Linked DNA regions of Homo sapiens: region 1 is linked to region 2. A link is an interaction called in ENCODE POLR2A ChIA-PET data of the cell type or tissue named here. Cell type or tissue: OCI-LY7. All regions are shown on one strand. Each heading gives the region's core, and the rest is flanking DNA. Links, peaks and the distances in the headings are about the cores only. Region 1 has its middle 33 kb from the start of WAKMAR2. Region 2 has its middle 19 kb from the start of SIMALR.

What was found. ChIA-PET counts read pairs that join two places held together with the same protein. Peaks named below come from ENCODE experiments on the same cell type or tissue, not always from the same donor. Only the 100,000 strongest peaks of a DNase experiment are listed, where the experiment ranks them.
Region 1: POLR2A ChIA-PET joins it to region 2 with 6 read pairs; 4 of 35 experiments call an interaction of 5 or more read pairs at or near these places.

What each region holds. Positions count from the first base shown.
Region 1 is chr6:137,899,331-137,902,248 of GRCh38, forward strand. No RefSeq gene overlaps it. Among named protein-coding and RNA genes, the nearest start is that of WAKMAR2, 33 kb to the left of the region's middle. In OCI-LY7, for the core only: no CTCF peak of the experiment used is centred there; no DNase peak of the experiment used is centred there.
Region 2 is chr6:137,963,489-137,966,406 of GRCh38, forward strand. No RefSeq gene overlaps it. Among named protein-coding and RNA genes, the nearest start is that of SIMALR, 19 kb to the left of the region's middle. In OCI-LY7, for the core only: no CTCF peak of the experiment used is centred there; a DNase peak (open chromatin) is centred at 1,593; H3K4me3 peaks cover 226 bases; H3K27ac peaks cover 2,011 bases.

The DNA.
Region 1 (2,918 bases), core at 197-2,696, 64 kb before region 2:
CCCTCCTCCCACCCAAATTTATTTTTTATGTTCCCTTTTAACAACATTTATTGAGTGCCTCATATATTGCAAGCATTGGAGATGCAAAAGTAAATAGGACACATCCATCCCTTGAAGAGCTCCCATTCAGAGAAACAAAAGTAAATGTAGCTGGGCAGGGGGTTCACGCCTGTAATATTAGCACTTTGGGAGGCCAAGGTGGGAGGATCACGTGAAATTAGGAGTTCGAGACCAGCCTGACGAACATGGTAAAACCCAGTCTCTACTAAAAATACAAAACTTAGCCAGGTGTGGTGGTGCAGGCCTGTAATTCCAGCTACTCAGGAGGCTGAGGCACCAGAATCTCTTGAACCGAAGAGGCGGAGGCTGCAGTGAACTGAGATTGTGCCACTGCACTCCACCCTCGGTGACACAGGCAGACTCTGTCTCAAAAAAAAAATAATAATAAAGTAAATGTAAAAAAGGTAAAATCATGGGGAAAATATGATCATCAGTTGAAACTGGACTGGTGGAAAACAATACCATGTTAGAAATTCTAAGCAGGAAAGGATTTTTTATAGGAAATGTGATGCTAAGATAACTTCTCTTGCTGGGCAAGAGAAGCTCAGGATAAATTGCTGATGATTTTCAAAAGTATGAAAATTCAGGAATTACATTTGATGACATTTTCTTCCTGCCTACATCCACTACCTACAGCTGTCATGAGAAGATAATGGTTTCTCCTTCTCCTTTGCTTTCCAGATCTCTGGTGATTTTTTCTTGGAGGTGAGCCCTAAACAAGAACTCTGCTAGAAACACAGGTCAGGCAATGTTGTTTCCAGGCTTTCAGCCTCAACAGAGAAAGGGAAGCTGGGAAGGGCTCTTGAAGGTGGTGGCAACTAACACTGCCATGTACTATGTATATTGGGGTGGGTGACTTCTCTACCCTGAAGTAGCCAAGCCGACTTTCAGTCTGCAGAAAGGCTATAGGATGTGTATTCCAAAAAACTAGAAGAGATTTGAAATGTTCCTAGCACAAAGAAATGATAACTATGTGAGGTCACAGATATCTTAATTATTCTGACTGGATCACTACACATCGTACGCATGTATCAAAATATCACACGTATCACATATAGGCATACAATTATGTTTCAATATAACAATTAAATTCTTTTAAAAAAGAGATCCTATACAGAGCTTTCCCTTTGATAGGTCTATGCCTAGCTAAGAAACATATTCTCACATTGCTCAAAGGTCCTTTACATCTACTGATTTTTTTTTTTTTTTTTTGAGACAAAGTCCCACTCTGTCGCCCAGGCTGGAGTGTGGTGGTATGATCTCAGCTCACTGTAACCTCTGCCTCCTGGGTTCAAGCAATTCTCCTGTCTCAGCCTCCCAAGTAGCTGGGATTACAGGCATATGCCACCACGGCTAGCTAATTTTTTGTATTTTGGGTACAGAGTGGTCTCAAACTCCTGACCTCAAGTAATCTGTCTGCCTTGGCCTCCCAAAGTGCTGGGATTATAGGCATGAGCCACCATGCTTGGCCTTACATCTACTGACTTTTATCCTTCTAACTACATAGGATGTAATATTTATGTGTTTTGAGTAATTATTTGGGGGTTAAAGTGTCGTCCTAGGAGGTCTAACACATCAATCCTTCATACCAAAGAGTTGACTGCTTCCTGAAATGAATTATAAGGTCTGTTCAAAGTGAAGGTTAGCCACCCCACCCCCCAGGGTAAAGAACATTAAAATGAGAGATAAGGTCTGAGTTCACATCCTAAAAAGGCCATTTATTAAACATAAATACGTCATTAGTCTTCTTAAAGACAGTTTCCTCTTTAGTGAAACAGAGATTTAATAAGCCTCCCCTCCTATCTCAAAGAGTTATTTTAAGATTCAAAACTAGAATGGGAAAATATATATAAAGATATTTTTGTAAATCATAAATGTTATAAAGGTCAGAACCCAAGAAGGCTTACCTGGAAAGTTTGCAGGATCTTGGCAAGGGAGACATGAGGACAGGAAAAGAAGCCAGAATTACTGGGGACTAACCTTTCTGTAGAACTGGGACCTGAGATGGATAGCTAGATTTTCAAGTTATAGTGTCAAAAGGGATATAGTAAGCTTGACACGGTATCAGTATCTAAGAGGTCCAATCTGGGGCAAAACAGACTGTCCAGCCAATGGTGAATTTTGGAATCAGGCATTCGGCAGGGTTGACTGAGATCTAGTTGTTTGGATTGATATCTCAACAGCAGATCAAAGTCCAGACAGTAATATCCCCCACATAGTAGCTTGGCATGGAGTAGGCAATCAATATATTTTTATTGACTTGACCTACTGATAAACAGAATAAAGGAACACATATCTGGCAATAAGATATCATGTTGTCAAGACCCCAGAGAACCTGAGTGCAGTTCATGAGCTGGCTCCAGGCCCAGATAGGGATTTCAGTGTTAACCAGGGCAAGCTGCCTAGTGACATGGACAGAGCAAGCTCAGTGAAGGCCAGGAGGAAGAGAAAGGATACAGCTCAAGGGGCTCAAAGACGTTGAAGCTCACCCCAGACGCAATGGCCTTGGATCCAGCACAAATTCAAAATTGTACCTATGAGTAGGGTTACAGCATCTGATGTACTTCAAGGCTTGGTCAGGCTAGCTGCGTCAGGACCAGGATGGAGCTAAGAATGAAGGTGGCGGGTGCCCAAAGCTTAACAGAAAGTGAAAATACATATTAATATATTATTCACTGAGTTTTTAAATATTAACTATTCACCTAAAAAATTAATATTTTTATTTGGGAGGCAAAGGGAGTTTAATTTGGATTTGTTTTAATAATCAGCTTAATAGGTACTAAAATTTCTGTTTTTAAAGAATATTTAATGGCATGGGAAATTCTAATGAAGTAATCAAAGAGTTGGTAAATAGTATA
Region 2 (2,918 bases), core at 189-2,688:
CTGGCAATGAGGCATGCCTAGAAGGGTCCCAGGATCTGCGATGTGGAGCAACTATTGCTTCCCTCTGCAATCTTGGTGCTCTAGCTATAAGAAGGGCACCTGATACAAGTTGGGCTTTCTTCTGGGAATTTGAACTTCTAGAGGTAATCCCAGTAATGGATAAATTTGGAGCTGCAGGTCTGATGGTGGCGCCTAGAGCAAGGCTCCCGCATTGCAGGTGCTGGAGCTCCCCTGCTTCCGTGCTCCCGAGGGCTGCTTGTTGAGTTCTCCTATAAGACTGCTGAGGCCGGGCGCAGTGGCTCACACCTGTAATCCCAGCACTTTGGGAGGCCAAGGTGGGTGAATCACATGAGGCCAGGAGTTCAAGACCAGCCTGGCCAACATGGCGAAACCCTGTCTCTACTAAAAATAAAAAAAATTAGCTGGATGTGCTGGTGCATGCCTATAGTCCCTGCTACTGTGGAGGCTGAGACAGGAGAATCACTTGAACCTGGGAGGCTGAGGTTGCAGTGAGCCAAGATCACACCACTGCACTCCAGCCTGGGTGACAGATCGAGACACCATCTGAAAAAAAATTTTTTAAAGACTGTTGAAGAGCTCTTCCTATAAGTCCTTTTTAGCTTAAGTTAACCAGTTAACCAGAGTCTATTTCTATTGCATTGCCCAAAGAACATTAAATAAAGAGAATTTCAAAGCCAAGATCAAGATTTAGGGCTGGAAAAAGATGTTCTTTTTCCTATCTATGATAGAGGTTCTTCACCTATTTAATTGAATTTAACACTCCTGATCACTCTTCATGGAGAAGGCACTATGACATGTTCAGTGAAACAAAGATGGATTAAATGGGACCTCTGAAGACTCTAGTAAGGGAGAGAAAAAGAAATTCACAATAAATCAAACTAGTGAGAAATAACATCAAAGTATGTGCAAAGTATTATGAGCCACACAGGAAGAAAAGAAAAAAATTAATATTTATTGGATATCTGCCAGATGTCAGGCACTCTACACATATAATCACATTATGTCTTTACTCAACACATTGAGGCACATAACATTATTCTCATTCTATAGATGAGGAAACCAAAACTCAAAAGATTCAGCACCTCAAGTTGCCACAGTTAGTAAAGGGTAGATCTCAAACTCAAATCTGTCAGACTCCAAAGCCCCTGTCCCATCTGTTGCCTCTTGAAAAGGATAGTTTTAGCCACACCCAAGAAGTAGTTGGGCTCTTTCTCCACCTCAAATACTTAATAACACATGCACTTCTTCTATGTCTATGACAAGGGACCAAAGCATGGCGTTCTTGTCTAATGAATACAATATTTCATGGCAATCTTGCCCAACTCTGTAGCAGGCCCTGCTCTACAATAAAAATGGCAATGGCTACTCCTGCCTTTCCTGCCCCATAACGTTTTATTAGCATATGTTTTCCATGTCTATGCACCCTGTGCTAACTGGTTAGCTCTTTTGGAGCAAGGATCACATCCTGGGCAGCTGGAGCTTCTAGGCTTCAAAGGCATGGCCTGGGCTATGTTATTAATATTATTTCTTTCTCTTCTATAAGTGAGGAAGTGAACTCTTTGTACCCACCTGCTAAAAATTCCCCTTATGTTTACTGTTAAATGGACCTCACCTGGAGTGCTCAAAATAACACAGTCTGAAAAAGAAACTATGGCTGGGTGCGGTGGCTCATGCCTGCAATCCAAGCACTTTGGGAGGCCGAGGTGGGAGAATCACTTGAGCCCAGGGGTTCGAGACCAGCCTGGGCAACAAAGTGTGGCCCCATCTTGAAAGAAAAAAAAAAGAAAGAAAAGAAAGAGAGAAAGGGAGAAGAGAGAGGAAGGAAGGAAGGAAGGAAAGAAGGGAGGGAGGGAAGGAGGGAGGAAGGGAGGGGAGGGGAGGGAGAGAGATAGAGAGAAAGAAAGAGAAAGAAAGAAAGAAAGAAAGAAAGAAAGAAAGAAAGAAAGAAAGAAGAAAGAAAGAAAGAAAGGAGGAAAGGAGGGAGGGAGTAAGGGAGGAAAGGAGGGAGGGAGGGAAGAAAAAGAGAGAAAAAGAAAGAAACTACAATAAGAAATAAAAGAACAGGACAGAACACTAATTAGCTCCTTGGATCAGCAAACCAGTATGAAATGTCTGCTTTGTGCTAGAGATAGAGAGAGAAACAAAATTTTGCACACTTGCATTGTCCAGGGGATACGAAGACAGGTAAAGTAATAATTGTGAATTAATGAGACAAAATGTGGTTGAAAAGCAGAAAGAGCAACACAGAATGAAGCAGCAGTCTTTACATTTGAGTGTGTATGTCCCAGAGGTGGAGCAAGACTTTCTAAGGGTATGTGGGTACGGACAGTCCAGATCCTCAGCATTAGTAGTCCTCCTTCCTAGAGTTGATCTGCTTGAGAACTTGCATTTGGCAGAAGTATCATATTGTATTTCTTTTCAAAAGTGAAAAATATCTCACAATGTGAAAAAAATCTGTGCAGATACCAAAATGGGAATACAATGTAAAGGAAGAAAAGAAGTGGTATGAAATTCCCAATTGTCAAAAAGAGCTTGCCTGTATACCTTTTCTCCAAGAACAATTATGGATATCAAATGATATGGTATTTAATTTCTGAAGATATTTTAGAAAGTGATGTAATGTTTTACTAAAAGTCTATTGTACCTGTAATTCTAGTGCTTTGGGAGGTCAAGGTGGGAGGATCACTTGAAGCCAGGAGTTTGAGACCAACCTGGGCAACATTGTGAGGCCCTGACTATACAAAAAAAAAAAAAAAAAAATTAAAAATTAGCCAGGTGTGATGGCGCACACCTGTAGTCCTAGATACTTGGGAAGCTAAGGCAGAAGAATTGCTTGAGCCCAGGAAGTCAAGACCACAGTGAGCTATGATCATACCACTGCACTCCAACGTGAGTGA